Regions from separate parts of the Homo sapiens genome. Here region 2 is linked to region 1. A link is a contact called in ENCODE Hi-C or POLR2A ChIA-PET data. All regions are on one chromosome and are shown on one strand. Each heading gives the region's core, a stretch centred on a gene start or an enhancer-like site at or near the end of the contact. The rest is flanking DNA. Distances are from core to core; before and after follow the strand shown. Region 1 holds the start of ITM2C (integral membrane protein 2C). Region 2 has its middle 84 kb from the start of LINC01907.

Region 1 (4,533 bases), core at 525-3,024:
GCCGGTCTGGGAAGGCCTTCCAGGGGAAGTGGGGTGCTCGCCTGCCAATCTCAGGCATGTGGATGCTTCACCCAGGTGGCCCTGTCTTGCTGACCAGAGATTTGTGCCAAACCAGCTCTGCGACCCTGGGTTTAGTCATGCTACCTTCTATCACTATTAACATGAGGCTAATGTGTAGGTCACAGAGGCTGTGATGAAAATTAAATAATTGAATGCACGTGAAAGAATGCCACTCATAGAAGGTTTCACATGACCACATCCTTGGTGGCTGGGTTGTGTCTTGGGCATCTCTGTTTTCTGCCACAGAGCTTAACACAATGCTTGGCACACAGGGGTGCTTGGAAAACACTGAGTGAAGGAATGCATGTTGGGGGTGTGGCCTAAGCAAGACGTGGAGCTTGCCTTCTCCAGACACCAGGTTTCCCATGGGATCTGGAGCAGGTGATGAGCGGTAGTCCATAACACCTTCCTCTCTGGCTCTGTGCCAAACCAGATTCCTCCTCGTCTCCTCCAAACCATCTGTCTTCTTCCACCTCCCCATTCCCTCCCCCCAGTTCCCCAGGCTGGTGGCCTTAGCATCAGTTAGACTTTCTTCTTTCCCCACCTGTCTGTCCTCAAGGTTGCTAGGTTCATCCAAGATCTGAGCCAAGAGGTCCGGGTCTGGGACGTGGGCGCTAAGGGCCCAAGGCAGCTGCAAAAGACCTGAAAGGTGAGAAGAGAGATCAGTGGAGGACCCCGGACTGTCCTCAAGAAGCGGACGGACTCCCCTGCCCTCCACTGGCAGCCCAACAGCAGAACCAAAGCGGACCACTCAGCACAACCTGTGTGTGTTGCTGGGCGCTGTCCCTGGCCCAGTCTGGACCAGGAGCAAAGAGGAAAGATTCAGGGCGTTAGTGCCAAGAGCAGCCATCCCAGCAACAGAAGCCCCTGCTTCCCCAGTACCCGTGATACTTGGGAGGAGCAGAGTCTTGAGTGGAACCCGAGCCTCTGACACCCGCCCTGGGGGTCTTCCCTCCACTCTCGCCAGGGTCCTCCTGGATGAGTGAGACAAGGGCAGTTCAGGAGGTCACCCAATAACTGAGGTCGCAGCAACACGAAGGAGCCAGGGAGCAGGGGCGGCCTTCCCTTCTCCACTCCAGGCGGCTCCAGCGTGCACCCCAGGACCCCCCAGGAAGGTTTTGCAGGAATAAAGAATGAAGGCAGAAGCAAGATGGAGGATGAAGGAGGCGTGGATGGCTTCAGAAGGCAAGACGGAGGCAGCAGTTTGGCGCCTGTCTCAAAGCCTCCTCCCCGCGCCAAGGACAGGTCGGAGGAGGGGGGCGTGGGGACAGGTAGAGCGGAGGCTCCAGCGTTTCTAAAGGGGAAGACCTGAAGTGGGGCAGGAGAGACGGGTGAGTTGTCTGGAAGCTGCATTTGCCTGGCAAACACTGGGTTAACAAAGACTTGCGTTGCGGGGATGCTGGCCTTGGACAGGGAATGCGAAGGGATTATGCTACGGAGAACGGATCCGAGCGTGACGGCTGAATGAATGAGTGAGCGAGTGAGTGAGTGAGTGAGTGAGCGAGCGAGTGAGTGACTGTGCGAGCGAGCGGCAGAAGGAACTCCGACCCGCCCCAGGTGCGGAGCGGCGCGCCCGGCAGGGGTCACTGCGGGCCCCGCGGGCGGGAAGGGGGCGCAGGCGCGGCGGGCGCCGGGGCCCTCCCGCGGGGACGGGGCGGGGAGGGCTGGGGGTGGGGTTAGAGAGAGGGACGCGAGCGGGATCCAAACTTCCGGTGCCTGCAGAGCTCGGAGCGGCGGAGGCAGAGACCGAGGCTGCACCGGCAGAGGCTGCGGGGCGGACGCGCGGGCCGGCGCAGCCATGGTGAAGATTAGCTTCCAGCCCGCCGTGGCTGGCATCAAGGGCGACAAGGCTGACAAGGCGTCGGCGTCGGCCCCTGCGCCGGCCTCGGCCACCGAGATCCTGCTGACGCCGGCTAGGGTGAGAGGGTCTGGGGCTCAGGCGGTGGGGCGGGGGACCCAGGCTCACGACCCAGGCGCGCCCCGTCGGCCCTGGGGACTGCCCGAGGCGCGTCAGGGCCCCAGAGCCCGGGGTGGAGCAGGGTTGGGAAGTCTCGAATGGTTGCTTATCCCAGAATGAGGAGGGGGCTTAAGTCCCGTACTAAAGCGGCAGCCAAAAGCTGAAGTCCGAAGAGTGGGAGGCGTCTGGTTCTGGTCTTCAGGTGGAGAAGTGCTCGAGGTCTCTTCCAAAAGTGGGGGCCCCCTCGCCGCCTTATAGGGGGAGGGGGCTGGTCCGAAGAAGTTCGAGGAATGTTGGTGGGGGGGTACGCGTCTGGTTCCAATCAACTGGGAAAGCCGCGAGTCGAGTCCCCAGGTGGGGGATGGGAGGAGGGTTAGACGTAGTTTTTCCAAAGTAGGGCGGTGGGACCTGATTGGCTGGGGAATTGGGGGTGGGGGGGTCTGGTACCAACGAAGAGGGTGGGGCCGTTGATTTCCTCCGAAATTGGGGGCTGCGAGGGACAGAGGATGTGCTGCTGGCCTGCACCGGAATTGACAGACCAGAAAGTGATGAAATGGAAATCAGCCAGAACCGACGGCGCTGCGGCCTCTGGACGTCGGGGGTCCGAGGCCGGGTGCCCCCTTCCCACCCCACGCCCTGCCGTCTGGGCCTCCCTGCTCCCCTCTCTTTTCTCCATTCCCAGCCTCTCGCTGGGCTGTCCCCCGACCCCACGGGGAGGGCTCCCAACTGCCCCAGTGCCCTTGCATCCTGGGTCCCCGGGCTCTGTGCGCGTTCCCCCACCCCTGTCATCCCCCTCCCCTACCCCGGCTTCCTCCACTTTCCCTCTGGCCGGGGGGGAGAGAAGGCATTTCCGCCGTGGAAAACTGTCTGAGCTGCGTGCCTTGTGTCCGGGAAGGGCCCGCAGGGGGCAGAACGCGTGGCGGGCAGGGACAGGGAGGGAGGGAGAGCTGGCCCAGCCAGGTTTTATTGTGCCTGGCAAAGGTGTCTACGTGGGCGCCGCCCCCAGCGGTCTTGTGGCTTACCAAGCCCATGTCCTCCCCGCCTCCCCACCCCGCATTGAGGCAGGACTGAGAAAGTCTTTGTCCACTGCTTCCCCACTTCCAGATGCAGGCTTCTGAAGAGTCTTCCTGAACGCCTAGCCCCCTCCCCAGGTTTTGTGGCTCAGGTTCAGTCTTGCCTGGGGCATTAAGGGGCCTGCAGAGGATGACCTGGACCCTGGAGGAGGGGGCGCCGGAGAGGGCCGTCAGAGTTGGGTGTCAGCCTGGGCAGAGACCCTGAGTGAGGAATGCCAGGAGACTGAGAACCCCCTGCCCTTTTATGGTGGTCACTGCAGCAACCAGTGGCTCAGAGCCACAAGAGTTCAACAACCACCTAGGCGAGGTTGGGGGTTGCTGTGCACCCCATGAGAGCAGCTCCCCCCTTTTCATCTGAAGCTTAGGTGGAGGGGGCGCTCCATATTTGAAGAAGATGGTTCTGCAGCTTTAAAAGTTTGCAAGGGGTTCTTCAAGACTCCTTTTCTTTGGAAGGGAAGCTGCCCTCCACTCAGCCTGGGGAGGGGCAGGGATGGGGGCAGGAGGCAGCACGCTTGCCCATCTCTTTTCCTAGCCACCTCTTCCTGGAGATATTTGAGGAGGGAGGACCAGGTCAGACAGTGGGAGGGTGTTATTCCAACTCCATCAGAAGGTCCCCCAGATTTTGCAGGAGCGGCACATTCTCCAGCCGCAGCCTGCTGATGGCATGGGTTTGGGCAGTCTGACAGAGACCTGCATCTCGGGGCATAACTGACATCCTAGCTTCTGGCTTCTCATCAGGCTCTGAAATTGAGCGTCCTTTCTTCCCCCTCACCCAGCATGAAATGGAAATATCAACATCTTCCTGCGTGCTGTTTGTAATGGCCTTGAGCCTGCTGAGTACCTCCTCCCTCAAACTTTGTCAGTTGGGCAGGGTCCCCTCCCTCTCTAATTGGCAAGGGGGAGCTTAGGACTATGCGATCTGGGGAAAGAATTAGAATCCTGGCATCTTTAGGACAGAACTGCATGTTAGTAAACTTTCACAGCTTCCCAAGGCCCTGGCGTGGTGCAGAGGGACTTTAGGTGTTGCAAGTTGGCTCTGCCCATCACCTGCTAGATTTGGAGCCTTGGAAACAGTTCACTTCTGCGGGCCTCCTGTTGCCCCACTTGGCCAACCCGCACATTTCCTCCTTACCCAGTTTCTGGCAAGGAGCCAGGCCTCGTCTCCTGCCCCCAGCAGTGAGCAGGCAGGAGGCCCATTTCTCAGCTGTAGCTCTGTGAGCCGAGGGATGGCAGCCAGGAGGCTGCTTTCTCAGGGCAGGGCGTGTAGATTTTGTCCCGTACTGTTGGGAATGCCCAGGAAAGCTTATTAAAACGTTTCTTCTGGCTGGCAGTGACCCCAGAACCCTCCTTGGTGTCTGAACTGGACTCCAAAACAAGATTTATTTTATTTTATCTATTTTATTTTATTTTATTTTTTTTTTTGAGACAGAGTCTCACTTTTAC
Region 2 (4,385 bases), core at 1,214-3,713, 250 kb before region 1:
ACAGGTGTTTATAATAAGTCTACAGCTCAGAAAGCCAGCCCGGGTCGGGCGCGGTGGCTCACGCCTGTAATCCCAGCACTTTGGGAGGACGAGGCGGGCAGATCACCTGAGGTCAGGAGTTTGAGACCAGCCTGACCAACATGAAGAAACCCAGTTTCTATTAAAAATACAAAATTAGCCGGGTGTGGTGGCACAGGCCTGTAATCCCAGCGACTCTGGAGGCTGAGGCAGGAGAATTGCTTGAACCCAGGAGGCGGAGGTTGCAGTGAGCCGAGATCGTGCCATTGCACTCCAGCCTGGGCGACAGAGTGAGACTCCGTCTCAAAAAAAAAAAAAAAAAAAGAAAGGCAGCCTGGGCTGCAGATCAGATCTGGAAGCCACTGAAGCCTCGGGGGTGGCTGACGTTGCCTGGGAGGGTGAGTGGGCAAGAGGAGCTGTGTGAGTGACTACACCCTGTGCTTCTCAAACTTGAGCGCACAGCTCACTCACCTGGAGGGCTTCTCAAAACACAGATTGTGGGGCCCCGCCCCCTAAGTCTCAGATTCAGTACATCTGGTTCGAGGCCAAAGAATTTGCATTTCTTTCAAGTTCCCAAAGAAGAAGGTACATCTGGAGTCTAGTCAAGTTTTGAGAAAAGGGCTTTTCATTACAAGCAGAGTGTAACCAGGAAAGATGGCTCCTTGTACCCACCAGAGGAATAAAAACATCTTTTAAGAAAAGTCTAAGATTCTGACATTTTGGTTACAAAGTCAAGAAATAAGCTCCACCTAAAAAAAATCATCATCATTGGCCGGGCGCAGTGGCTCACGCCTGTAGTCCCAGCACTTTGGAAGGCTGAGGTGGGTGGATCACGAGGTCATGAGATTGAGACCATCCTGGCTAACACTGTGAAACCCCGTCTCTATTAAAAAATACAAAAAATTAGCCGGGCATGGTGGCGGACGCCTGTAGTCCCAGCTACTCAGCTACTCGGGAGGCTGAGGCAGGAGAATGGTGTGAACCTGGGAGGCAGAGCTTACAGTGAGCAGAGCTTGCGCCACTGCACCCCAGCCTGGGCGACAGAGCGAGACTCCATCTCAAAAAAAAAAAAAAAAAAAATTCATCATCATGAGATGCATCCATTTCACTGGCATTAGTCATCTGAGACTATCTAATGCAGAGCAATAAATTCTTTCCATGATGCTGGATATCTCTTGGACCTCCCTGTAAATAATTTTTTTTTTTCTTCTTGAGATGGAGTTTCACTCTGTCACCAAGGTGGGAGTGCAGTGGCGAGATCTCGGCTCACTGCAACCTCCCCCTTCTGGGTTCAAGCAATTCTCCTGCCTCAGCCTCCAGAGTCGCTGGGATTACAGGCACCAGTCACCATGACTGGCTAATTTTTTTTCGTATTTTTAGTAGAAAGGGGGTTTCACTACATTGGCCAGGCTGATCTCGAACTCCTGACCTCAGGTGATCTGCCTGCCTCGGCCTCCCAAAGTGCTAGGATTACAGGCATGAGCCACCGCACCTGGCCCCTGTAAATAATTTTTTTTTTTTTTTTGAGATGGAGTCTCGCTCTGTCACCCAGGCTAGAGTGCAGTGGCGCAGTCTCAGCTCACTGCCAGCTCCGCCTCCCGGGTTCATGCCATTCTCCTGCCTCAGCCTCCCGAGTAGCTGGGACTACAGGTGCCGGCCACCATGCCCAGCTAATTTTTTTTGTATTTTTAGTAGAGACATGGTTTCACCATGTTAGCCAGGATGGTATCAATCACCTGACCCCATGATCCACCTGCCTCGGCCTCCCAAAGTGCTGGGATTACAGGCATGAGCCACCACGCCCGGCCCCTGTAAATAATTTTTAAAGAGGCAACCTCGATGGGCACTGATCAGTGAAACAGAGGTCATTAGAGCGCTTGCTATCTGAAGGCGGAAATCCTCCATCCACTGGGCAACACTAGCCCTTGACTTAATTTCATTACAATGAAGGTGAATTTGGCTCTGGTCACTATCGCTCCAGCTCAGAAAGTATTCTGGCTGCAGTGAGCCCTGGAAGAGACAGATCTGAAAATTTACTGAGGTTAGAATCAAGGCACCTTGGAGTCAGGCAGCCATTGGTTGGATTTCTAAAACTGTCATTTACTTTGAGTGGCCTAGGGCACATTACTTTCATTTTTGTGAGTGTGTGTGGTTTTTGTTTTGTTTTGTTTTGTTTTTTTGAAATGGAGTCTCATTCAGTTGCCCAGGCTAGAGTGTCATCGTGCTACCTCAGCTCACTGCAACATCCACCTCCTGGGTTCAAGCAATTCTCCTGCCTCAGCCTCCCAAGTAGCTGGGATTACAGGTGCACACCACCACGCCCAGCTAATTTTTGTATTTTTAGTAGAGATGGGGTTTCTCCATGTTGGTCACGCTGGTCTCAAACTCCTGACCTCAGGTGAGTCGCCCACCTCGGCCTCCCAGAGTGCTGGGATTAGAGGTGTGAGTCACCACACCTGGCCTAGGGTACATTACTTTCTGCATGCTTGTTTCCTTATATGAGAATATAAATAACTATAGCATTTTTCTGAAAGATAAATTTTTAAAAGTATGTGAAAAGAACAGAATTCTTGGCCTGTGGTAAGTACTCTATAAATGGTAACTATTTTTGCCATTATTTCCATTTTCACTGTTGTTTGGAGAAGAAATGAAAAGTTGAAGAGAGTGTTTAATCAGTTCATAAAGTTGCCAGGGGACTTTAACAGCTCACAAGAGTAAAATGCTAAAAGAGAAAATCTCCAAGCCTTAGGGAAGAAGCTTAAGGGAGTTACACAGGAAGTTTAATGCCCTTTATATTTGTGTGTAATAAACACACATCATAAGAAAGGAATTCCCTTAGCCGGGCGGGGTGGCTCACGCCTGTAATCCCAGCACTTTGGGAGACCGAGGCGGGCGGATCATCTGAGGTCAGGAGTTCAAGACCAGCCTGGCCAATATGGTGAAACTTTGTCTCCACTAAAAACACAAAAATTAGCCGGGCGTGATGGCACATGCCCATAATCCCAGCTACTAAGGACGCTGAGGCAGGAGAATCTCTTGAGCCCGGGTGGTGGAGGTTGCAGTGAGCTGAGATGGCGCCACTGCACTCAAGCCTGGGTGACAGAGCGAGACTCCGTCTGGAAAAAAAAGAAAAAAGAAAAAAAAATCATTTCATTTCCAAACTTATAAATAACTGGCAACAAGTATTTTTGCAGAAAGCACTAGAGCAAAGTACTCTCCATCACAGCTGAAAAAGGGTTTTATTTAACTTGGAACAGCTGCAGGCACAGAGACTGAAATGTTCCTGCCATTGAACATTGAGTTAGGGAGTTCCCAGCTACACAGGGCAGGGCAGCATCTCTGTAGGACACCTGGAACCAAATGGGCTGAACTGGAACAGAATGAAAGAGAAATCCAGGTGGGACCAGAGAAGTAACTATTCCAAAGCCCTGCTCAGGTGAGTTTTGACTCAAGAAGAATCAGAAATCAGAAGTTCATCTTGGGGCTTCCTATATCTATTAATTTTCTGTTGTCTTTTTTTTTTTTTTTTTTGAGACAGAGTCTCACTCTGTCACCCAGGCTGGAGTGCGTGATCTCAGCTCACCGCAACCTCCGCCTCCCGGGTTCAAGCAATCCTCCCACCTCAGCGTCCCAAGTAGCTGGAGCTACAGGTGCCTGCCACCATGCCCAGCTAATTTTTGTATTTTTAGTAGAGACAAGGTTTCACCATGTTGGCCAGGATGGTCTTGAACTCCTGGCCTCAAGTGATCTGCCCACTTCAGCTTCCCAAAGTGCTGGGATTACAGACATGAGCCACTGCGCCTGGACTTGTTGTCTTAAACTCTTAAGTTAGAGAACTTTCCAGGTCATGGCTAAGACAGACATATTGACCAGAGACACCATCAAAACACTTGCAGCCCAAACTGTGAAGTCATTTCAATATGACACCCAGTGACTCCTTTTGCAATTGTCATTCTCAACCCATTTACACTCTTTCTTCTTATAAGAAGAGATTTTTTGGCTGGCTGCAGTGGCTCACACCTGTAATCCCAGCACTTTAGGAGGCCGAGGCAGGCAGATTTCTTGAGTCCAGGAGCTCAACACCATCCTGGACAACATGGCAAAACCCTGTCTCTACAAAAAATACAAAAATTAGCTTGGCATGGCAGTTCACAACTGTGGCCCAGCTACTCAGGAGGCTGAGGTGGGAGGATTGCTTGAGGCTGGGAGGCAGGTTTCAGTGAGCTGTGATCATGCCACTGCACTCCAGTCTGGTCAAAAGAGTGAAGCCCAGAAGAAAGAGAAAGAGAAGAAAAGAGAAGGAAGAGAAGGGAAGGGAAAGGAAAGGAAAGGAGAAGGAAGAGAGAGAGAGAGAAAGGAAAGAAAGA

What was found. Hi-C counts contacts between places; a loop is a spot of excess contacts on that map. ChIA-PET counts read pairs that join two places held with the same protein, here RNA polymerase II (POLR2A). Pooled maps may share reads with other maps.
Region 2: a pooled map shows a loop between it and region 1 (3-fold over the local background). The contact joins the enhancer-like site here to the promoter of ITM2C in region 1. A Hi-C loop is called at or near these places in 3 of 37 single-sample maps with no recorded cell type and 2 of 50 pooled maps. POLR2A ChIA-PET finds 5 or more read pairs at or near these places in 1 of 52 experiments (AG04450).

Annotation. Positions count from the first base shown.
Region 1 is chr2:230,863,168-230,867,700 of GRCh38, forward strand. ITM2C (integral membrane protein 2C) reads left to right here and starts at 1,775. Exons shown (of 6, transcript NM_030926.6): 1 at 1,775-1,978. The coding sequence starts at 1,859. RefSeq lists enhancers at 459-1,117, 1,776-2,434, 2,435-3,091 and silencers at 1,525-1,894, 1,995-2,084, 2,875-2,974.
Region 2 is chr2:230,614,598-230,618,982 of GRCh38, forward strand. No RefSeq gene overlaps it. Among named protein-coding and RNA genes, the nearest start is that of LINC01907, 84 kb to the right of the region's middle. RefSeq lists an enhancer at 589-708. Within about 2 kb of position 2,464, at least 5 of the 41 ENCODE cell types and tissues checked have a DNase peak (open chromatin) inside an H3K27ac peak, as active enhancers do.